Linked DNA regions of Mus musculus: all the other regions are linked to region 1. Evidence: chromatin loops called from intact Hi-C (ENCODE). Cell type or tissue: gastrocnemius. All regions are shown on one strand.

What was found. A loop is a pair of places that touch in the nucleus more often than their neighbours do. Peaks named below come from ENCODE experiments on the same cell type or tissue, not always from the same donor. Only the 100,000 strongest peaks of a DNase experiment are listed, where the experiment ranks them.
Region 2: a loop joins it to region 1, with 8 times the contacts of the local background. A loop is called at or near these places in 3 of 42 quality-filtered maps.
Region 3: it touches region 1 in a loop (7-fold over the local background); 38 of 42 quality-filtered maps call a loop at or near these places.

What each region holds. Positions count from the first base shown.
Region 1 is chr10:39,517,079-39,525,078 of GRCm38, forward strand. Fyn (Fyn proto-oncogene) reads left to right here. Exons shown (of 14, transcript NM_001122893.1): 6 at 5,676-5,774. Among named protein-coding and RNA genes, the nearest start is that of Gm40627, 69 kb to the right of the region's middle. In gastrocnemius, a CTCF peak has its summit at 3,493 (motif pointing left); DNase peaks (open chromatin) are centred at 1,393, 3,397 and 3,712; H3K4me3 peaks cover 196 bases; H3K27ac peaks cover 2,894 bases.
Region 2 is chr10:38,872,188-38,880,187 of GRCm38, forward strand. No RefSeq gene overlaps it. Among named protein-coding and RNA genes, the nearest start is that of Rfpl4b, 54 kb to the left of the region's middle. In gastrocnemius, a CTCF peak has its summit at 3,874 (motif pointing right); a DNase peak (open chromatin) is centred at 3,879; H3K27ac peaks cover 696 bases.
Region 3 is chr10:39,235,969-39,243,968 of GRCm38, forward strand. No RefSeq gene overlaps it. Among named protein-coding and RNA genes, the nearest start is that of Gm31562, 4.8 kb to the right of the region's middle. In gastrocnemius, a CTCF peak has its summit at 4,060 (motif pointing right); DNase peaks (open chromatin) are centred at 2,821, 4,101, 5,226 and 5,801; H3K4me3 peaks cover 554 bases; H3K27ac peaks cover 187 bases.

The DNA of each region.
Region 1 (8,000 bases):
GCAGGCACTGTCTGCATAAAGCAGGAGGCTTAAAATTAGGAGCAGTTGTCAACACCAGAAGAGAGGTGGCTGTGTTTTGGTGTTTTAATTTATTGAAATGCATGGCAAAGGTGTGTATAACCACGCCTGGTGCTGGTTGGGCAGCAGTGTATATGCTGACTTACTGTTTCGTAACCTCACATTTAAAAATACAAAAAGTGATACATTGATGTTACATGTATTTTACCACAAATTTCAAGGACAGAATTTACTGTATTCTCACATACTAAGCATGTCCGTGCAGCCAGAATTACCTCCCCCTCCACCCCCAGAGAGCTCCTGCAGGCACAGGGGTTTTTAAAATAGTAAATGGCTGCCATTTATTGAAAGTGCCGTATGCACTGACCATGTCATTGCTGTCGCTGATCCTTCACAACAGCTGTCTGAAGTATGTGCCGTGACATCTGAGAGCACGGGTTAGGGAGCTGCCCAGTGCACCGTCCTGGCAGGTGGCAAAGCCCAGGGTGAGATGTGGGGCTGAGAATTCAGAGTGTGGTGTCAGGTGTGACCTGGGAAAAGCCCAGATGCTGCCATCAAAGGCAGCTGGAGTGTCTTAAGTGACGGTGGGAATGGAGGGAGGTGGCTGCAGCGTTGGAGAGAGGGGCGTTTGCCTTTGATCTCTTCCCGTTTATGATTGCTTATTGTTAGTTTGAGTCTCAGATGAGCGCTGCTTGTCAGAGTCTATTGACTGGGTTTTGTGTAAAGCTCCCCAGTGGGTACAATGTCCTTTAACTGACAAGGTCACTAGAAGTTTGAAACTCTGTAGGCCCTAGGAAGTAAGAAGTAGAGGGGTAGAAAAAGGCACATACAATTCTGGGCACCTGTGCACACTCCCGACATAGGCCTGTTTTGAGGTTGCAGCCATGGCCCAGTTAGTCACTGGCAAAGTCAAGTCCCTGTCATTGTCCTTTGTTATGGAGGAGTCTACACAGTCAACATGGAGGAGTCTACACAGTCAATAAAGCGGATTTTAGAGGAATGTTTAGGGGATGCAGCCTATCTCACTGTGCATTTTATTTGACTGCATAGCTTTTAACGGTTGCAGAGTTCTCTGGTCCTCTGACCCTGTTCTCCTAGAAGAGAACATTGCTAAGGGACTTTTCCTTTAAGGATAAAATTCTTTGTCCTACATGGTATTTAAGTGCCCCTTTTCACGGTTATGGAAAAGAAAAGTAAGGTTTGTACAGCAAAACGATATCCTGGAGTCAAGGGTAATAACAGGGAAGGGAATACAGAGCAAAAGACAGAGCAGATGGTGTGAAGGCCTCCCTCCCTCCCTCCACCACCACCAGCCCTGACAGGAGAGGAATGGGGCTCTGTCCTCCCCGGGGCAGCTGCCCCCCCATGTGTTCCTTCTGACTACCCCTCCCATCAGGACGTGCTCAGAAGGCTCCTCCCAGTGCACACAGGGTTGGAGGGGTCCTCGCTGACCCGTTGGGAGTTCTCAGTAGTAAAAGGCTTGCGTTCACAGCACTGTAAGTTCACCTTCTCTCCCCACCCCCGTTCTCACACTTTGTAACTGGTGATTTACCCACCTTGAAACAGCATGTCCTTAAAATGCAGTGGGTGTTTTACATAGGTGCAATCATGGCCTGACCCAGGACCTACTGAAAGCTAGTTTCTGTCATAATCAGGAAAAAAAAAAATTGGTTTGATTTTTTTTTTTTTTTTAATAAGTTTGGTGGTTTGGTTTGGTGTTCAAAACAGGGTTTCTCTGTGTAGTCTTGGCTGACCTGGAACTCACTCTGTAGACAAGGCTTGTGTCCAACCCAGAGGTCCTCCTGTCTCTGCCTCCCCAGTGCTTGAGATTAAAGGCATGTGCCACCACCACCCAGCTGGGGAAAAAAAAAGTTTGTATTACCCAGACATGTGATAAAAGTAGTTTCAAGAGTCTTATCTTTGAGTAAGAAGTACAGCTGTGGAATGCAGGAAGAATCCAGTATCCCTGGCTGGCCAGACAGCTCAAGGCTGGCTGCTCTTGGCAAAGCCACTTCCTGCCTCCATCTGATCTCCAAAGTATCTGGACTTCCAGCACCTGAAGCCGCAGCCCTGTGAGGGACTTGAGGATTAAAGACGGGATGGAAGAACAGAGTCTGTTACAAAAACTTAGAAGCCATTCTCAACCAGTGTCGGATTAAATCACGGGTTTGGGTCAGACAATAAGACAGTATCTTACCAGGTACGAGTGAATTAAAAAGCTGAACTGTAAGAACAGTTTAAAGAACTGCAGCTTTATAGGCTGGAGAGACAGCTCAGCAGCTCAGGCCAGGGAACCTACTACAGTTCCCAGCAGCTCAGGCCTGGGAATCTAGTCCAGACCCCAGCAGTCAGTCCTAGGAACCTTGTCTAGTCCGCAGAAAGCTGAGTGTGGCAGGCAGCACTACTTGTAACCCATTCCTGGGAAAGCAGACAGACAGGAGGAGTCACTGCTCACCCAGTCTCGCTAAATGAGCTAGCTGCAGGTTCAGTGAGAGTGAGAGTCCCTTTCTCAAAAACAAAGAAGAGAATAACTGAGAAAGATGCCCATGTAGTCCTCTGGCCTCTGTAGACATGCAAACACACTGGCAAGAATACCTGAACAGCATGCATCACACACACACACACACACACACACACACACACACACACACACACACACACACACACACACACAGGCACAGATTTTCAAATGCTGATTAACTACAGTAGCTCAAGTCAAGAATAAGGGTCCTGGGCTGGAGAGACGGCTCAACCGTTAAAGGCTAGGCTCACAACCAAAAATATAAGTGTAAGGGTCCTGTTAGAGATCCCGCTCCAAACCAACACTGTGTGCAGGACTGTGGAGGTGAATGGGTGCTGCCAGTGAATTAAATAGTTTTTGCTTGTTTATTTACCTAACAGCTTGTAGTAGATATTTTGAGTCTAGGACCAGTGAGAATAGAGTGTGAGAAAAATGCCACAAGATGTGACATTTGCCTTATAATGTGTGACTGTTTGTCATTTGTGTGTCACTCTTGTGAGGGGGAAAAATGGCCCAGAAACGTTAAGTCCAGAGTGGTGCTATCTTTCTTCTGAACAACTGTTACATTCTAATGTGTGTAAACTTATTTAGATGGCTACACCAAAACAAGACAGCTGATACTAACTTAAATTGGAAATTGCCTCATTAGTGAGTCAATTCATGATTACTCAGTCACCTGAGTAAGACTGGGCTTGTCCCCGATTGCAGCAAGATCCCCCAACATCCTGACATCACCTGAAATTGGTGCTCGCTCTTTTTCACTTTGATTTAACTAGAAGTAACTTGATGAAGGTTAGCATGCGTTAGGAGACAAGCCTGGGCTGCCAGCTCTTCATTCTTCTTCACTGTCTGGAGCGGTTCCCAGGCTGGGAGCAGTGAAGGTTGGTTGCTGTGAAGAGCCAGTGGGTGATCTTTATGTTTTTCAATGATGAAATGTCTCCATCTAGTGGAATTTCAGAGCAGTAAACACTCACTATTAAAATGAAGGTAAAGCCTTTTTCTTAAACACATGGTGGTCAGTATAACTTCCAATATGCATTTAGATGCTAGACTTACAACTACATATATTTCTGTGGGGCTAGAAATGGGAACAGTGCTGACTTAAAATGTTAACTTGGTTTTCTCCTTGGGGGTGGGGATGGGCTCCTGGCCTTGTGTGCACTAGGCAGGCACGCGGCCACAAAGCATCTACGTCATGAGATGTACAAGGCAGAGGCACACATGCACACATGCACGAATGGTAGCTAAGAGAGATGTTCACTTGACAAAGGACATGGCTCTCCTTGGGGGAGTTTTGTCTATGTAAATTCTTTGATGTGTATAAATATTTCAAATAAGAATATGGACACAATGTGATTATAATTAAACAGTTTTCTGGGTAAGAGAACTACAGTATCACTCTCATGGTTGATCTGTTAGTTTAATAAGGTTAAAAAGGAAAGATGCTAGGAGTTTCTTTGTTTGTTTGTTGTCTCACTATGTAGCCCTGACTGTCCTGGATCCCACTTTGTAGACCAGGCTGGCTTTGAACTCATTGAGATTCACCTGGCTCTATTTCCAAGTGCTTGGACTAAATGTGTGCTCTAACACCCCTAACCAAGAAATAGGTTTTATAATCCCTCAAAATTAGAGAGATAGCTCAGGAGTTAAGAGTGTGCTGCCAGCACCCACATCAATAAGCTCATAACCATCTGTAGCTCCAGCAGGATAGAGGTCTCTGGTATCCAAGGGCACCTCCACTCCTCTGCACATTACTGCATAGAGAGGCACACATGCCTACACATAATTTTTTAATATAATTTTTTAAAACTTATATTAGCACTTTGGGTGTGTGTGTGTGTATGTGTGTGTTTTCTACTGTTATTTATCTCATAGCCACACCCACTTGGATGAGTTCCCATTTTATTCTTTTATTCTGTGACTTTCTAAAGCCCCACCAGATGTCACTGGTCCTTGGTACCCCTGCTCAGAAGTTTTTTCTGTAGGGAACCTGAAGGAGGGAGGACTCTGGCTTAACAGGAGGCCAGGGTGTCTACCTAATGTTGACCTGGGGAAGGTCTTCCCAGCCCAAAATCAGTACGTTTTCTTCCCTGACTGAGCATCAACAGAGCCCAGCCAAAGACAATTTTAAAAAAAAGAAAAAGAAAAGAAAGGCCTGAGGTTTCTCTTGTTACCTTCACAGACTAAAAAAAGAAGAAAAGGAGGTGATGTGTCTGTAATGGTCAGAGGCTGAGGCGCCTAATATGGTGACCGGCAGGCCTGTTTCCCTGGCCCTCATAGATAGAGAGGCTTTCATTTGGTGCAAGTCACAGCTAAACTCCACGCACATGATCATTGGCCCACCCACTGTTAATGGGAGGAAGCTCACATGCCATAAACCTTCATGAATCCAAGCGTATGGATAATAGTTCTATATATAGTGACTGTAAACTGAGAGTCGGAAGTGCCCTTCCTGATTCACACTCTGAGAATTTTGCTGCAGTGGCTCAGAGATCTCTTCTGCCCTCCAGCTACACAACTGCCTGGCCTCCATCTGAATCTGGGGGTGGGGGTGGGGGGAGCTATGAATGTTTAATAGAGTAACATCCTGTTGAGAGTGTCTGAGGAAATCCTGTTATGTGGTGTTCTTATACTACCTGCAGAAGGTCATGTCTTCTTCCTACTTCGTCAAGAGCAAGCTTGATAGGTCCACTAAGCATACATCCAACCCTCACTGGGCCTCCTACTGCTTCTCCAAAGTAAACTGAGGCTGGTGTGTGTACTCCACACACACACACACACACACACACACACACACACCCCTCATTCAAGATTGCCTCCTACCCAGAAAGATGCTCCTCCCCGAGCCCTAAGTGGGAAAGTTTCCGTTTCAGGATCTCCTGATGATGCCCTTGAACTCCTCAACCTCCTACTGGGATTTCCACCCTTAGCTTATGTGGGGCCGGGTATTGAACCTAGAGCCTCGTGCACGTAAGAAAAGCACTCTGACTTCAGCGCGTGGTGCTTTGGATTTCTTAGGGCCCGTGTTGAAAGTTTGCAGAAGGGGGCACAAGGCTACAGAAAAGGCATAGGGTCGGCCTGCAGAATTCCCAGCTGGATGGTGCGTTCAATTCATGTCCCTTCTTTTCCTTTGCAGGGAAGGAGACTGGTGGGAAGCCCGCTCCTTGACAACCGGGGAAACTGGTTACATTCCCAGCAATTACGTGGCTCCAGTTGACTCCATCCAGGCAGAAGAGTATGTTGTTGTTGTTGTTGTTGTCTGTCTAAATATCTGCTTTTAATTGTCACATAAAATGCCAGTGACACAGCACAGGAGCGAGAAGACCTTTCCCAGTGGTTAAGGGTTGAGAGGCTACAGTCCTGCTGTGCTGTCGAGTCTGCGCAGTACACTGTTATTCACTTCGTGGTTTCCTTTGAGCCCGTCCGTTTTCTGATTGAGAAGCTCTATGTGAGTACCCTAGATGAAAACCCAGTAACTTGCTCCAGATGAAAAACCAATGTGGGGAAACCACAGCTGCAGTGTGTGTTACTGAGAGCCCACCGTGCGCCTGCAGTCTGCTCCCTGAGCACTTGGGAGGCAGATAATTATGAGAGATTAAGCCCACACACACACACAGGAGTCCTCTGCTTGATAATCAGAAATACTGAGCCTTCTGAAAAGACATAGCTTTTTGTTCCCCAGGCAGAAGAGCAACTTGGAAACTACTGCAGTTGTGGGCTTCGAGGGATATTTTCCTTGGACTGAGGTCTCGGTTGGTGTTGTGGCTGGTCGACCTTGACCAGCAGTTATTTGGCCCCACCCTCCCACTGGAGGGAGGCAGTTTTGGAAAGTGGTAGGAGTCTGGGGCTCTCAAAGGATGGCTGACTGGTCATTGTTCATTCTCTTTCCAGAGAAACCTGTAGGAACTCTTAGGAAATGGGGAGGGAGGTTGATGTCCCAAGCTCAGGAACATGGATGGCCTCTACCCCACCTACAGGGACAGACCTCACCAGAAAGAGAAAGGAGTCACTGTCGGTTGCTCACGGCCTGCAGCCTGCTGTGGATTTGCGGAGGCACAGCACAGAGGAGTAGACCTTCACCCTAGCCTAATCCTCATGCGTCCATCATTCTTCTTTAAGTCTTTTGTACTCCTACACTTCGATCTGTTTCTGCTTCTCCAGCACTGTGTTTTGAGCTGTTTTACCCCCTTCGTTACTAGTGTGTTTCATTATCAGAAAATAGGAAATATGTGTATTTGTATTGAATTTTTAGGACAGATTGGTAAATATCTCCTGTGTCTTTTCGGAATTTAAAACTTAACTACAAAGTAACATTCCTTTGATTTAACTGAGAATCCACTTGGGGGTGCATATTTAAGTCATATTTATAATGATAAGGTTTTTTTTTAATATTTTGGGCTTTTTAGAGTATAAGTTAGCTTTTTAAAATACAGCCTGTGGTTTTTACACGTGCAATTAATCGGTATTTTGCACAAGCAGCGTGTGGTTAAGTGTAACCTCTTGTTCTGCAGGCCTTCCTCTCACCAGTTTTACACAGCATTTTAATTGAGTTACTGATACAAACCAAAAAAAGACATTTCTCACATAGCTGGTGTCGTATCCTTTACAGCAGCTATTGCTACGCTGGGATTGTGGAGAGTTTGGGTACTTCTCAAGTCACTGAAGGTGACGCTCCTTCGGTGAAATTCTTTGACTCACAGAAGGATCTGATGGTGAACTTCCTAGCTACATTCAGGCATGGTGAATTGAAGCTTCATTTTTAAAACCATTTGCTTTCATAGATGAATACTGTGATGGTTTGGTCCTGAAAGCTGCTCCTACTCACAGATTCTGGTGGAATGTTCCAGAACTCTCCCTTGGGCTCTTGGCATACTTATCCTCTCATATACAATCCAGTGCTGAAATGTGAACGGATTGCCGGGCGTTGGTTAGGACTCAGCAGCTCAAGTGGAGAGACAAAAGACGCATTCCGGTCCTGAGGAGGCCTGTGAGGCTTCCTGCCACGGCACAAGTGTGCTGTCAGTGCTGTTGCAAGGGAATGTTAAAATGTCTGCACCACCGACTCATTTTTATGGACATGCCCATTAACCGTGCACAGCTTTCTCTCAGATGTGCAGTAAGCAATCCCTGCAGCTGTGTCAGAGAAGCGCAACTGCAGGGCACAGGCCAGGTACTTGGTAAACGCTCCTCACGAATGCTGGACAGGGAGAGAAAATCAAACCAGGCTTCCAAGAACAGCAGCCATCTCAGATCAGGGGTAGAGCTGAGTTCCCGTCTTCAGAATTCCTGTAGGTAGAGACTAAGTAGAAGTGTTATCTGTCTTCCTTCTTTATCCATCCTGAGTGGGCTCCTTTAAAAAAAAAATCATGCTTGATTGATGATCCTTATACTAGAGCTGAGTCTTGGTATTTCCCAGGAGTTGTAATTATGCTCAGAAATCAAGGGTCGTACAGCTGAGCTA
Region 2 (8,000 bases), 640 kb before region 1:
CCCACTTTCTCCTCTATGAGTTTCAGTGTCTCTGGTTTTACGTGGAGTTCCTTGATCCACTTAGACTTGATCTTTGTACAGGGAGATAAGAATGGATTAATTCACATTCTTGTACATGATAACTGCCAATTGTGCCAGCACCATTCGTTGCAAATGCTGTCTTTTTACCTCTGGATGGTTTTAGCTCCTTTGTCAAAGATCAAGTGACCATAGGTGTGTGGGTTCATTTCTGGGTCTTAAATTCTTTTTTCTTTTCTTTTCTTTTTTCTTTTTTTTTTTTTTCTTTTTTTTTTTTTTTTTTTGGTTTTTGGTTTTCGGAGACAGGGTGTCTATGTATAGCCATGGCTGTCCTGGAACTCACTTCAATTCTATTCCATTGATCTAACTGTCTGCCTCTGTACCAGTACCATGCAGTTTTTATCACAATTGCTCTGTAGTGCAGCTTGAGGTCAGGGATGGTGATTCTAACAGAGGTTCTTTTATTGTTGAGAATAGTTTTTGCTATCCTAGGTTTTTTATTCCAGATGAATTTGCAAATTGCCTTTCCTTACTCAGTGAAGAATTGAGTTGGAATTTTAATGGGTATTGCATTGAATCTGTACATTTCTTTTGGCAAGATAGCCTTTTTTTACTATATTAATCCTGCCAATCCATGAGCATGGAAGATCTTTCCATCCTCTGAGATCTTTGATATCATTCTTCAGAGACTTCAAGTTCTTATCATACAGATCTTTCACTTCCTTAAAAGTTAGAGTCACACCAAGTTATTTTATATTATTTGTGACTATTGTGAAAGGTGTTGTTTCCCTAATTTCTTTCTCAGCCTGTTTATCCTTTGTTTATAGAAAGGCCACTGATTTGTTTGAGTTAATTTTATATCCAGCTACTGCACTGAAGCTGATTATCAGGTTTAGGAGTTCTCTGGTGGAATTTTTAGGGTCACTTATATGTACTATCATATCATCTACAAATAGTGATATTTTAAGTTCTTCCTTTCCAATTTTATTCCCTTGATCTCCTTTTGTTGTCTAATTGCTCTGGCTAGGACTTCAAGTACTATATTGAATAGGTAGGGAGAAAGCGAGCAGCCTTGTCTAGTCCCTGATTTTAGTGGAATTGCTTCAAGTTTCTCTCCATTTATTTGATGTTGGCTATTGGTTTACTGTATATTGTTTTTATTATGTTTAGGTGTGGGCCTCGAATTCCTGACTTTCCAAGACTTTTTATCATGTATGGGTGTTGGATTTTGTCAAATGTTGTTTGGGGGCCTTCTGGGGCTTACTCAAATTTTGACTTGGTATTCTTTTCAATATCAGTCAATGTTTTTAATATTAGGGATAGCAAAATAGTTGCCAAATACTTAGCTTATATTTTCCCAACCTTCAAAAAATAAAATAAATTCACATCTCTCCTTTGTGATCCATTCATGAAAGCTTCCCCTGTTCTTGAAACTTTATATCACAAATCTTTGACTGGCATTTAATGCAACAGAGTTCTTTTTTTTTAAATATTTTTATTAGGTATTTTCCTCATTTACATTTCCAATGCTATCCCAAAAGTCCCCCATACCCCCCCCCAACTCCCCTACCCACCCACTCTCACTTTTTGGCCCTGGCATTCCCCTGTACTGGGGCATATGAAGTTTGCAAGCCCAATGGGCCTCTCTTTCTGTTGATGGCCGACTAGGCCATCTTTTGATACATATGCAGCTAGAGTCAAGAGCTCCGGGGTACTGGTTAGTTCATAATGTTGTTACACCTATAGAGTTGCAGATCCCTTTAGCTCCTTGGGTACTTTCTCTAGCTCCTCCATTGGGGGCCCTGTGATACATTCAATAGCTCACTGTGAGCGTCCACTTCTGTGCAACAGAGAGTTCTAAAAAAAAATAAAATAAATAAGGACACAGCATTCTATTAAACTATTAGGATACCTTTGTTCACAATTGACAAGCAATATTCATCTTTTACTCCAAGTTGCAAGAGGATATACAAGAGGTAAAGACTAACCTTAAGGGTCTTTATATGAAATAAAAGGAATGCAGCCAATGTCTGGATATGCAAATTGAACTGGAGTTCTGATCTCTGCCTTGAGCTTTGGCTGGTCTGATGTGACTGGAGATAAGAGGTGGTGGAAATGATAGCTGTCCCCTTCCATGATCCACTTAGTCTTCATAAAGGAATTCCAGACCCATGTGTTCAGGGTGGGAAAAACATTCTATGTCATTGCCATAATAATGGTAATGAACTAGTTTGAAAGCTTTAAAGAAGTTCTTCACATTATTTCCTCTTAGCCCTGTGTCAAATGACATAGAAAGACACCATTATCTCCATTTTACAGAAGAGAGACATGAGTTATCTATGGTGCACCATAGTATGGAATATGCTATGGTTTTATCATCAGAAACATATAGTCTTGTGAGTGAGGCAAAAGGTAGTGAAGGAGCAATCAAGGGTACTCAAGAGAATGCATACCAATTAAATACAAATCAAGTCAGTGCAAATTAAAAACAACAAAATACAATGCTTGATACTATTAATGATGAATGCTGGACATGTAACTCTCAATGTTGACTAGATTGTTAAATAAATTATGTAGACACTAGTGATTAAATTGGAGTTAACTTTGTATAAAGAGAGAGAAAGCACACATATCAGACAAGGAGCATATTTAAAAAGCCCTGCAATAGAGCTGTAAACTAGATATGGAAAGAAGAGAGGGCAAAGAGTAGGCTGGACTGGTGGGAATAAGCCTTGTTAAGATTTGGCCATTGGGTTGGAGGGTTCAAGGCAGAGTTCGAAGGTGCTCCCTGAATTTGTGAGCCCTGGGAGAAGCATTACAAGAACAGGAATGTGATTTTAAAAATCATCTTTAGGAAGACTGAAATGATGAGAACACACTAAGCACATACTAGGGCTATAACAGAGTTGAACAGTTATTATTATAACAGGGTTTAAAATGCTGGTGCATTCTTCCAGAGACGAGGAGCTATCAATCTATACAGTGGTCATGAGGATTGAAAAGACAGAAAGTAAAAGGACTAAATTCAGAATCAGAGATGCTTCAAAGGCTCTCTCCAAGGGTGAGAGCCCCAGGAGGGGATGCTCTGCTGACTCTAGAAAGGGGAGCTAGGCAAAAATATAACTTAGGAATGAAAACTGCTGTGCAGCTGTGGACAGCAGAGTGGAAGCTAGATGAGATACATATGTTTTCACGTATTTACACTTATAATTGCTCATGTACAAGGCCTAATAAACACAGTTCCCTGCCCCTCCTCAAGGTCCCAGAGCTGAACCAGCTTACAAAAAAAAAAAAAAAAAAAAAAAAAGTCATTACTTTTAAACCTTGTGACTGGGATTGTTAGAGCAGATGAGCCCTCCATTGTAACAAATGTAAATTAAAAATTTCGATGTGTGAGGAATAAGATTTGAGGAGTATTTGCAGTCACCGGATTGGAAAGGCTAACAAAAGTAGTTAAAGAGCAAGAGAGCCCTAGCTTCCTCTGAAAACTGCACCATTCCCTTCTCAAGCATCATGTGTTAAAAACTCACATTTACGGTCAAAGGTGAGAATGGCAAAATTAATCCAGAAAGCAGAGTTACTCTGCTGAGGAGACCCATTTGAAAGTGAAATAGAGGTCAAAACCCCACTCTGACATAGAAATTGGAAACTGCCAGATGTTCCAACACTCTAGTACAATTCAAAAGGGCAGGAGTGGAGGATTATTAACCATTACAGCTGGCAACGTAGAATTTATGTTTTCTTTGTTATGTGAAATGTACAGTCATAACAGAAAACATTAAAAATATGGGCAGGTTCAAAGAACGTGTCAGAAAACAATATAAATCAAATCTAGGTGCAATGAATAGAACTGCCAGCAGAGGGCCCACTTCAACGCCTGGCAAATTCTCAAGGCAGACAAACTCCAAAGGGAAAAGACTTTGATTGCCTGGAAACTTCTGATTCCAATCGAAAATGTTCATGCCCAGAAATAGCACAATTGACCTTTCTTTTTTATAACTGAGTTACAAAAGCAATATTTAGACTTTCAGGTCTTAAGGCTTTCTTTAAAGTTTTTCTCACCATGCTTTCTGCTTAATGAGAAATTTTATATGACAGTCTCAATGTCATATTTCGGGATAATGTAGACATAGAATACCTGAGGGTGGAAGAGTGACTTTCACAGCCTCTCTACAGTACTTCAGACTATCTTGCTGATAACACAAACAGCCACTCTATAAAACTGGCTTTTGGCGGGGTTGGTTTGGTTTTTTTGCCGCATAATCCCTAGGTGGAAATGTGCAATTTACAAACACAGGAAGGGTGACTCTGTAGCAAGGAATCTTTAACAACCCAAGGCCTCAGGAAATGCACATCTGTTAAACACCATGTTTGAATGTCTGATCAAAATCTCCTTTGCATTTTTAAAAGACATCCGTAGATCATCTTGCATCATTTTAAGTCAGAATGTCTCTATTTCGCGTGACATTCTCAGTCAGCTACTTTTAAATAATTGTGAAAAATATAGGTGCCAACAAGACTTGTCTTGACATGTATTTACATCTGCGGACTGTCCTTGGAGAAAACTGTGATTTTTCAAAGTTAGGTAAGGTAGTTGACTTTTTTACTTAGATGTCCATTTCTTGCCTTGTCTTTGGATTGGAGGTAATATGGTTATCTATATCAAACGCCAAAAAGCTTTAGCCCACAAAGCCCAAATCTAGCCTACTGCCTAATTTTGTATGAACTACAAGGTAAGAATAGGCTGTATATTTTAAAATGGTCTTTAAAAGTCAAAATAGATGTAGTTTTCATGACATGAAAGTTATATATGAAACTGCTCACTGACCACTGTTTGATCTTTCATCAAAAGTTGTGGAATTTGTTTGCTTTCTGCTATACAAGCATTTACCTGGTAAGCTCAATTTTGCTTCAAGTCTTATGAAACCTAAAACACTATATTTACTCTCTAGTTCTGTATGGGAAAAGCTTGCCAAATTCTGAACTATGTCCTCCTTAACGCTCCTTGTGTTCTTCTTAATAATAAACCATGTTGCCCTGGAAGCACTGGAAGCAAAGAACTTGCAGACCTAGTTTCTCCAGGTAATCAGTGTTTGGAATTGCCTGAGTAGCAACAAGAAAACTGCTGTTTGCATCCTAGACTCAGAGTTCAACTTCTCTGGCCTGTGGTCTAACCAGAACCTCAATATTCTTGAAGATCCCCAGGTGATTCGAGTATGCGGTTTGCAGAGCTCTTTAGTTAGTGCTTTGGCAAATGCAACCCCTGCCCCCAGCTCAGGGGGCTCATTTTTGCTCCTTTAAGAGACCCAAGTGATCCTTCCCACCAGCCCCATGGGCTGGTGGCCTCCGGTTATTGAGGACAAAGTGGGCAGAGGCAAGGGACCGGTTCAGGACAGCTGGGAATACGGAAGTGTTGACTGACTTCTAAGGTCTGCTTCAGTGAGGCAACTCAATTTTATTCAGGGTGATGAAGGGTGGTTATAGATTTGGGGAGTGGGTAGGGAATCCCAAGGTGGATATACATTATTGACTAGGGTGGAGGCCTAGGAATGCTTCATCTACATAAAGAAGAATTCCAAGAACCTGGAGGGCAGGTTCTTATCCGAAGAGAGGAAGTTGAAGGGAGAGAGGAAGTTGAATTTGTAATCTGGCCACTGACTACTTCAGAGGTGAAGATGGTAGAGGTAGAAGTAGAGGTCGAGGTCGTGTGCTGGAGCGAGCACACAGGCTAAGAGCAGGGAGAGAGCTCTCCCAAATCCTACCAATCCTAGGATGAGATTTTGGGGTTTGGGTCACCTCTGAATCTCACATTTGCTTCAGGCCAGCTCCTGGAATGAACATCTCCACAGCCCCACAACCCCAAACTCTCCAAACTCCTGCCAAGTTCTTCAGTCCAGCCACTCCAGGACCATCCTAACAGCTAGTTTCAAGCCAGCCCATCACAGAGCTGGCCCCTTTTACTTTCTGAATGAAATCTCCTTCTTGTCTGTTTTCTCCTCTCCAACAGCATAGTGATTGAAAAGCGGTCTTAAGCCTAGCAGGTTTTAATGAGAGGTGCGGCCTGGAACAAATTCCTGAGTCAATGTGCTCATCTATGCCTTCAATAATAAGCCTGCTTTTAAATGTTTAGCTCTTAGAAATTTTAAAGATCACATGAGCTTTTCTTACTACTTGCTTAGATTGACACCACCTGGGCCCTTGTTAGGTATTTAGAATCTCAAGGCCCTTCTGGGCCTTAGAACCAGCATCTACATCTTACTGGCTTCCCAAGATGGTGTATACACATACATGCATTACATTTTAAGCAGAGCACTGGAAGCGTTGAAATTCACTAGACACGGGGCTGTCTCTTCTTTAAGGCTGGCTTTTATGCACAAACTGGTTTGCTTACAGTTTTTAAATCCATCTATCTACTATGAAACCAGATGAGGCTGTGGCAGGATTGGAGGTGATTAAGACAAATAAAGTCACCTTCATGCCTCCCTCTGATAGTCATGATCCTAGAGGTGCATAGCTAGTGAATTAAAAGAGCTCTTGTAAAGCTTACACACATACATGCACATATATACACATACATACATACATACACGTGCATACACACACACACACACCTGATGATGGCCTGCTGCAGAGCCTGTGGCCTGCTTCAGACAGCAGGGCCTCACCCAGTTGTCCTTGGACATTGTCTGGTAAGAGTGAGAAGTTGAGATCAGATGGGGTGCAGAAACTAGGATGTGACTATTCAGAGTGAGAAGCAACATGGAGACCAATAAATGCCAACACGTGGAACAGAAAAGTGGGACGCAACCCTGTCCTTGTCAAAGATTTCTGGAAGGAGATACGATTTGACACAAATCAAAAGGTTTATAAAGTTAACATGTTGAGTGGAATACCAAATATAAGCTGAGCTGCCCTAATCTCCGCATCGAAACCTGAAATTCTTCAGAATCTGGAACTTTCTGGGTACGGAAATGATGCCATCCATGGGAAAGTCCACATCAGAACTCATGTGACCCTGCAGTCCAACCTCATGTATATGAAAGCAGGATTTCACTTTAGAGACATGGCTTCATCAGGAACCCCCTGGGCGCCTACATTTAAGTCAGTTTTCTGTGCCTTCAGAAGGGCCAAGCTGGAGATTGTCTTAACTAAGCATTTATTTCTAAGTTAGGGCGGGTCTATAAAAGCTAAGGGAAAAAGAACATTCCATAATTAACTGAGGTATTTGGGTCATATCCATGGAACTGAGTGAGGTCATCTGCAGATCCGTGTCAAAGGCAGGATGCCGAGTACTTACTTAAATCCCTAAGTACTGCATGTTCATGCCACCCTGTGTTTTACTGAGCATGAGAAGTTTTGCCTTTGACTTTTCTCAAAGCGCTGGTAGAGGGGCTGGAGAGATGGCTCAGCGGTTAAGAGTACTGACTGCTCTTCCGAAGGTCCTGAGTTCAAATCCCAGCAACCACATGGTGGCTCACAGTCATCTTTAATGAGATCTGATGCCCTCTTCTGGTGCATCTGAAGACAACTACAGTGTACTTAGATATATTAATAAATAAATTAAAAAAAGAGCTGGTAGAGGGCTGAGATCATGAGGTCTTTAAACTCTATGTGGTCAAAGATGCTCTAGAGGAAATTCAAACATCCCTAATTCAAACAAGCCGATGTTTACTGAACACCTGCTCAGTGCTGCTGAGAGGTTGAACTTCCCTACCTGATAAGTGAGCCAGAGCCAAGTCCTGTCCATTTTGTCTAAAGGGAAAAGAGAGAGATGTGGTAACACAGCCAAATGTTACCATCTTACCCCTCCCTGTTTTTACAATGAGCTATGTTGCCTCGGTGCAAGGTCTCCATTACTTTCCAGATGAGAGGTCTGATTTCCTTTCTTGATCTATTCATTTTGAATGGATGCTGGCTTGCTTCAGCTGAGTTATCAATCCAGTTTCAAATCCAGATATTAAAAAAAGAAGGAGGAAGTGGGG
Region 3 (8,000 bases), 280 kb before region 1:
ATCTGTCCATTGCTGAGAATGGAGTGTTGAAGTCTCACATTATTATTGTGTGGGGAGTGATGTGTGCTTTGAGCTTTAGTAAAGTTTTTTAAATGACTGTGGGTACCCTTGCATTTGGAGCATAGATGTTCAGAACTGAGAGTTCATCTTGGTAGATTTCTACTTTGACCAGTATGAAGTGTCCTTCGTTATCCTTTTTGATAACTTTTGGTTGAAAGTTGATTTTATTCAATATTAGAATGTCTACTCCACCTTGTTTCTTGGGGGACCATTTGTTTGTAAAATTGTTTTCCAATCTTTTACTCTGAGGTAGTGTCTGTCTTTGTCACCGAGGTGCGTTTCCTGTATGCAGCAAAATGCTGGGTACTGTTTACATATCCAGTCTGTCAGTCTATGTCTTTTTATTAGGATTGAGTCTATTGATGTTAAGAGATATTAAGGAAAAGTGATTTTTACTTCATGTTATCTTTGTTGCTAGAGGTGGAATTATGTTTGTGTAGCTATATTCTTTTGGGTTTGTTTAAAGATTACTTTCTTGCTTTTTCTAGGGTATAGTTTCCCTCCTTGTCTTGATGTTTTCCATCTATTATCCTTTGTAGGACTAGATTTGTGGAAAGAGATTGTGTAAATTTGGTTTTGTCAGGGAATATTTTGATTTCTCCATCTATGATAATTGAGAGTTTTGCTGGGTAAAATAGCCTGGGCTGGCATTTGTGTTCTCTGAGGTCTATATGACATCTGCCCAGGATCTTCTGGCTTTCATAGACTCTGTTGAGAAGTCTGGTGTAATTCTGATAGGTCTGCCTTTATATGTTACTTGACCTTTTTCCCTTACTGCTTTTAATAACCTTTTTTGTTTAGTGCATTTGGTGTTTTGATTATTATGTAGCAGGAGGAATTTCTTTTCTGGTCCAGTCTATTTGGAGTTCTGTAGGCTTCTTGTATGTTCATGGGCATCTCATAATGTTTAGGGAAGTATTCTTCTATAATTTTGTTGAAGATATTTACTGGCCCTTTAAGTTGGGAATCTTTGCTCTTTTTTGTACCTACTATCCTTAGGTTTGGTCTTCTTATTGTGTCCTGGATTTCCTGGATGTTTTGGGTTAGGAGCTTTTTGCTTTTTGCATTTTATTTGACTGTTGTGTCAATGTTTTCTATGGTATCTTCTGCACCTGAGATTCTCTCTTCTATCTCGTGTATTTTGTTGGTGATGCTTGCATTTATGACTCCTGATCTCTTTCCGAGATTTTCTAACTCCAGGGTTGTCTCCCTTTGTTATTTCTTTATTGTTTCTATTCTCATTTTTAGATCTTGGATGGTTTTGTTCATTTCCTTTGCCTGTTTGATTGTGTTTTCCTGTAATTCTTTAAGGGATTTTTGTGTTTCCTCTTTAAGGGCTTCTACCTGTTTACCTGTGTTCTCCTGAATTTCTTTAAGGGAGTTAGTTATTTATGACCTTCTTAAAGTCCTCAATCACCATCATGAAAAGTGATTTTAAATCCAAATCTTGCTTTTCTGGTGTGATGGTGTTTCCAGGACTTGCTATGGTGGGAGAATTGTGTTCTGATGATGCCAAGTAACCTTAGTTTCTGTTGCTTATGTTCTTACACTTGTCTCCCACCATCTGATTATCACGAGTGCTACGTGCCTTCACTATATCTGACTGGAGCCTGTCCTTCCTGTGATCCTGGTTGTGTCAGAACTCCTGGGACTCTGAGATCCTGGTGTGACCAAGCTCCTGGAATCCTGTTAACCTTGTGATCCTGGGCGTGTTAGAGTGCCTGGGTGTGGAGCCAGTGTAACTGGCTTTGGAGTTTGCAGCCAAGGTCTGCTCAGGGCACTGGCTCAGACCAGAAGGAACCCATGCCACTGGTTGGGCTGAGTTCCTGGATGTCTGGGTTCTGCTGGTCCCAGTTACTCCCGGTGTTGGGGCAGATGTGTCCTCCTCACCTCTAATCCCATCCAGTACTATATCTCATGGCAAATATGTACAAGCAGTGACTCCAGTGCCCATCATCCACTGAATGGACTGTCAGAGACAAACAAAGCTTGCCATTAGAGTGGTGAAGATATACATTGGTAATTGATTGACTATAGATAGGTGAAAGACTATAGCCTGAGCTGACTTCAGCCTCAATCTGCAGAGGAGACTAGGAATTTTAAAGGGAGAATGGATGGGGATCAGCGGGAAGGAAAACAGAGACAAAGTAGATAAGAGATTTTCATAATCTATCATCTATAATGAAAGCCATTATAAAATTATTCAAAAACTATAAAATTATGTTTTAATATTGCTTGTGTATGCATGTATTCTGATATATACACATATGTGTGTATATGCATGTGTGGGAGCCAAAGTTGGGCATATTGGGGGTCCTTTTCAATTGTTTACCACCTTGGTTTTAGAGACAGGGTCTCTCATTGAACATAGGCATCCCCCTGTCTCAGTTCTCATGATGTCATTCTTCCAGCCTTCCTGCCCCCAGTGATGAATCTCATATAGGTGTATGTTGCCAGGCCTGCTTTAGAGTTTATGTGTGTGCTTGGGATTGGACACAGGTCCATTTGCTTTTTAAAATAGTCTTATAAGAGGAGCCTGGTCTACTCGATATTTACTGCCACTTGGCTCTTTCTTCCCACAACGATGGAGATGCAGGGGTCCTGTCTTCAGGTACCGACTGCGACAAGCATTAAGTTCTTTTAATAGCTTTGAATGTTCTAGTCAGCTTGTTTGGGAAGCCTGGGGCCGTTCATGGGGGGTGCAGCTTTTGAACTTTAGAAACTGTGTTAGTGTTTGTCCAAGTCTTTGTAGGTCAAGGTTGAGGGCTTGTCAAGAAGAGAGCCCGGAGGAGCCAGCCTGGAGTTGAGCCAAGAATCGAGTCTTTGTCAGAACAACAGTCGCTGCCGAATAGGAAGGAGTAAAGTATCCATGTAATGTATGTTTTATTTCTGACAGGTAACTTTTCATCACGCCGTGAGCTTGTGTGAGCAGTGGTGGTATGGGCTGGTTGTCCCTGAGAGCCATGGCTTTGAGCAAATGCCTAAGCCTTGTTCAAAGTATGAGGAAAGCCCAGGGGACAGGAAGTTTGTCACACACAGCTTAAAGCTACAGGAAGGCACACAGCACCTCCATTTTGAAACTTAGTTTAAAAGGCTGTTTCAAGCCCCAGCCCAGTGATCACAGCATCCACATATCAAGACTGTGTTGGCTTTAAACGTCTCTAAATTTATTCTATTATCTATGCTCTCATGCCCCAGACCTCAGACTCCTGTTCCCATCACAAATCTGTGAGGTCACAGGCCAGGAGCTGTGATTTCAGCCTTTCTCCAGTAGAATTCTCCCAGCTCCTGACAAAGTCAGAGGTCACTCTCTGCCCCCATTTTTCCTTGGGAATGAATACCATCGACAGAGCTAACTCGGCCTGGAGAGCAGACCCTGGAATATTAGGTGTGGGTGAGGCTGAGATCAGAGCTATAGAACAGGAAGAAACCTACACTAGCCACCTGCTGTTATGTGGAAGAGGTAGGGTCACGGAGAGGATTTTGTTTTCAAAGGCAACATACAGCCTCATATGGGAAAAGGGATGGCAGCCCAAGGAAGAAGCCATAATGAACTAGGGTGAACAGGCACTCTATTCCCCTATGGAGAATAGCCTTCCCAATAGCTCTCTGGGATGGCCCTGATCTTCTATCTTCCAGTGCCATGATGATTCATATCCCCCACACGCACACACCCACGCGCACATTCACGCACATATACACATGCACAATCACACTAAGAGAAGTTGATGACTATGATATCTTTGAGCCAAGCAGGAGAGCCTTTAAAAATCAAAGCCAGTGACAGGTTTGAAGGAAGGGGCAGGGGAGGCAATGTGTCGAGTATCACCTCCAAGAGTGAGTGGTGCAGATGAGGAGAACTCTTCAGACCTGGATCCCGGACTTCTCTACCAGGGAAAACAATGGGAAAGTGCCTCCTTTGTTCCTTTGGAATTCGATCAGGATTCCCATTTCATTGTGTAGTCTTTGCCAAATGCAAATTCTAAGATACCCACTAGAGGTCGCTGTTCGTTACAATCAAACCCGGCTCCCCCGTTGGGCGGGGAAGCCCGAGCCGCGTGGTCTTCACTGCAAAGCAATCTGCAGACTTCAGTGAAAGAAAATCAGCTCCCTCACTCCCCAGGGTAGGTTCGTGCTGCCTGCAAGGACATTGCTTTTCATCACAGAAGTCAAAAGAAGATACAGCAAATCATCAAAGAATGTTTTCAACACCCCCCACCCCCGCACAGTTTGACTTTTCAACGGGTTCCAATGCCTCCCCCACTGCCCTATTGTATCATTTCTTCCCAGACGACCATCAAACAATCAGACCCGAGTAGAAGCCAAGCTGAAATACTAACTATATGTTTGTTGATCGCCACTACTACCCCACACCACTGGGGCTTATTTCTTTCTCTGCTGGGCTATACCCAGAGTATAAAATAACCAAGAAACACGAGGAGACAGCAGCAGTAAAGACCCTTAGTACCTGCAGCTTCTCTCAATGGTTAGAGCTCTGAAGGTGAAGAACGAGAGTGTAGTCAAAGCTGTTATCAATGTACCAGGGCACTGCCCGGCTGCCTCCTAGTCTATCCGAGTAGGCCCTGAGAAGCTGACCACTCTCCAGTAGAAGGCCACATGTGCAAGCATATTTGGGCAGCACAAATTGGTTATCAGAGATTTTTAAGAAACAAAAACAAAACAAGACAAAACACGCACAAAGTTGGGTGGACGGAAAAGAGAATGGACCAGAGAAAAGTTGGGCAAGTGAGGTAAATAAAATCAAAACATGTCCAAAAAAACTAATGAACATTTTAAAAATGAAGTTATCTATCTTTATAAAATTACACAAGAATTAAGTAAGTGCATAGCACTTTGCATAGCATTGTAGTAGGCACTTTATATTTTTAAATTTTATTTCTACTCAAGTTGGCCTGGACAGGGGAGAGACTGGATATAGGGAGCAGTCAGGGACTATTTTCCCGCTGCCCCTCAAAACCGGAATGGACCTGAGCAACACGCACAAGACAGGCAGAAGGAAGGATGGCCAAGTGTGCAGCTCCTAGAAGAGCTTTGAAACAGCACCACTGGTCTGAGCCCAGAGCTCTCTGGACCACACTCCATCTTTCTCTCCACTTAAGACTGCAGTGCTGTGTTAATGTCCTCTCGGAATACAAGTGGGATGGCTTCCAAACCACTTGGATGCCTGTATTGGCATCACATTGGTGTCAATGGCCTGTGAAAGCCAGTTCCGAAGGCTCGGGTGAGCAAGGGGGCTGCTTCTAGACCAGTGGCTCTCAACCTCCCTAATGTGGGACCCTTTAGTACTCATGCTGCGGTGACCCCCAACTGAAAGATTATTTTTGTCACTACTTCACAACTATAATTTTGCTACTTTTATGCATTGTAATGTAAATATTTGTGTTTTCTGATGGTCTTCGGTGACCCCGGTGAAAGTGTTGTTTGACCCCCCGGGCTGAGAACCATCATTTAGACTATCCTGAGACAATGAGGCCCAGGCTTTCTTCAGTGTGGTGTTCTCTAGCATTCAAGGCTCAGGATGGCCTGTTTGCACCCTCTTGTGAGGTCCTGTGTATGTGAGAGAAACCAACTTAAGTAGAAACCTGTGACTCCAGGCCTTGTCTCACAGGGAGACATCTCTTGACACTGGCACAAAGCCCCTCAGAGTACAGGCAACCTCCCTGATGCCAGATAGCATTCTGACTGAATGGAGCTCAGATTATTCTGTGCCTGCCAAGACGTACACCTATGCTGCCTCCCAGCCCCCATGGTAGCAGGTGTCACAGAAATAAGTGGATAAATGAGCTACAGGGACACGTAAGCCGAAGGTTTTTAACAGCTGCTCAGAAATAGAGCACCTGCCTAACTGACTGGTGAGTCAATAGGGCTTTCTCTCATGGAGCCTGGAGCCGAGGGTCATGTTCAGTGTTAACCTGTCCTTTGTTGAGCAACAAAACCCATTCCTGTCAACTTTGTACAACCTTGGAATTACATCTGAATCTTAGATTTCACTCATATGACTTCTGCTCACCGCCTTATACTCTTCAGAGTCACCTTGTCTAACTAAGTCGTGCGGTCCCTCTCCATACAGTCTGCTGACTGATGATTCAAGCAGAGTTTCCTGTTTGGTTTCCTGATATTTGAACTCATCTCTTGTGCAGCATCTGGCCTAAGCTGGTTGAGGGTTCTCTACTTGAGCCACCTCAAGCAGCAGACAGCTTCACAACCTCCGATGTTCTGATGGCTTCTCTTCCTTAGGCTTCCTCCTGTCTTTCCCCTGTGCCCGAAGCCTTTCCTGATGGCATAATCAATGACCCGAACTAACTGGCTCCAACCAGTTTCCACCGTTGCCAATGCTACAAGAATGGGTGATGAACTCCCCACGCAGAGGCAGGGTGGTACACATGCGAATCTCCCAACTTTGTCCCTCACAAGTACCTTGGGAAGAACAGGCCAGAACCAGGTCTCACGGCTACTTCCCATGATTGAAGCAGAGCAGATGAGTTTCTGCATTTTAAACAGCAATTCTTGGGAAGAAAGGCCTCCACAGCCCACACATGCAAACCCACAATAGCACTTGGAAGGTTGTCATTCAGGGTAGCTGCTGTATCCCAATCTAGCTCCACAGTGGTGTCTCTCTGTCTCACGTGATGCAGCCAGGCTGAGGCCAGGATATGACCCAGGTCTTTCCACTCTTAGCATCTTCTCTTGTAACTTTCGGCTGGCTCTGCATGGGTGACTATTCAGTTCTTCACCAGGGCAGATTCCTCTCCAACCTCATCTGCGATCACGTTGCTATCATAACGTAAAGACCGACTCGTGTATAAAACTGTTCTGTGCCCCTCTGCAAAGGGCAGGTATAACCTACAATGACTTTTATATGTGCACCTATTAGCTCAGTCAGCCAGCGCTCTAATTTAGCCTGTAGGTATGAGTGAAGGTTCAACAGCATGTTCTTACAGGTGTATTGGCAGCAGCAAAACCTGTGACACCAGAAAAGGAAAAAGGGGACAAATTTAATGTGTGCATCCATCCAGATGTGAGTAAATTATGGGTTATGCTTCTCTGTATATTTGTATTTTTAACCCTGGATGAGTTTATTAGTTTATCAAAAGTGATTATAGTTTGCCCTTTTATCTACCTCTTCATAGTCCTCTTTATTAATAGTAGTTCAGTAAATACTCATATTTTGCTGGTGTTTTGTTTTGGTTTTGGACAAGGTCTAATCCTAGCCTAGGTGTTCAGTAACTCTGTTTTTAGCCCAGGCTAGCCTTGAACTCTAGGTAGACTAAGATAGCTTTGAACTTTTCTTTTTTAAGATTTATTTAATTATTATATGTAAGTACACTGTACTATCTTCAGACACACCAGAGGAGGGTGTCAGATCTCATTGCAGATGGTTGTGAGCTACCATGTGGTTGCTGGGATTTGAACTCTGGACCTCTGGAAGAGCAGTCGGTGCTCTTAACCGCTGAGCCATCTCTCCAGCCCAGCTTTGAACTTTTAATGCTCTTCCTGAGTGCTGGAATTATAGGCATGCACTACTATTGTGCCTGCTGATAACTTTTCACATAAATATTTTCTATTCTAAATCTGTTTGTTAAACAAATGTATATTGATTGTGGTGAGGTTATGAAGGTGCTGACAGTCACCTTCAGATAGGGGAGGGGAATCCTGGTGGCATCTGGGACAGCTCTCCACAGAATCCCATCTCCAGCTCTCCATCTAAGTCCCTCTGCTGTTCCGCCCACACTCACGCCACCGGAATGCGTTCACCTCTCTATCGATCTTCAGTGGGAACAGCTTCCTCCTGCTTGCTTTCCCTTTTCTCCATCTGACAGCTGAGAACCAAGAATTTCCAGTTCTCACAGGGTCTCAGAACTTTTAACCACTCAACTGCACATCACTGGGGTTGGGGGTGGGGTGTCAGTCTCCAGACC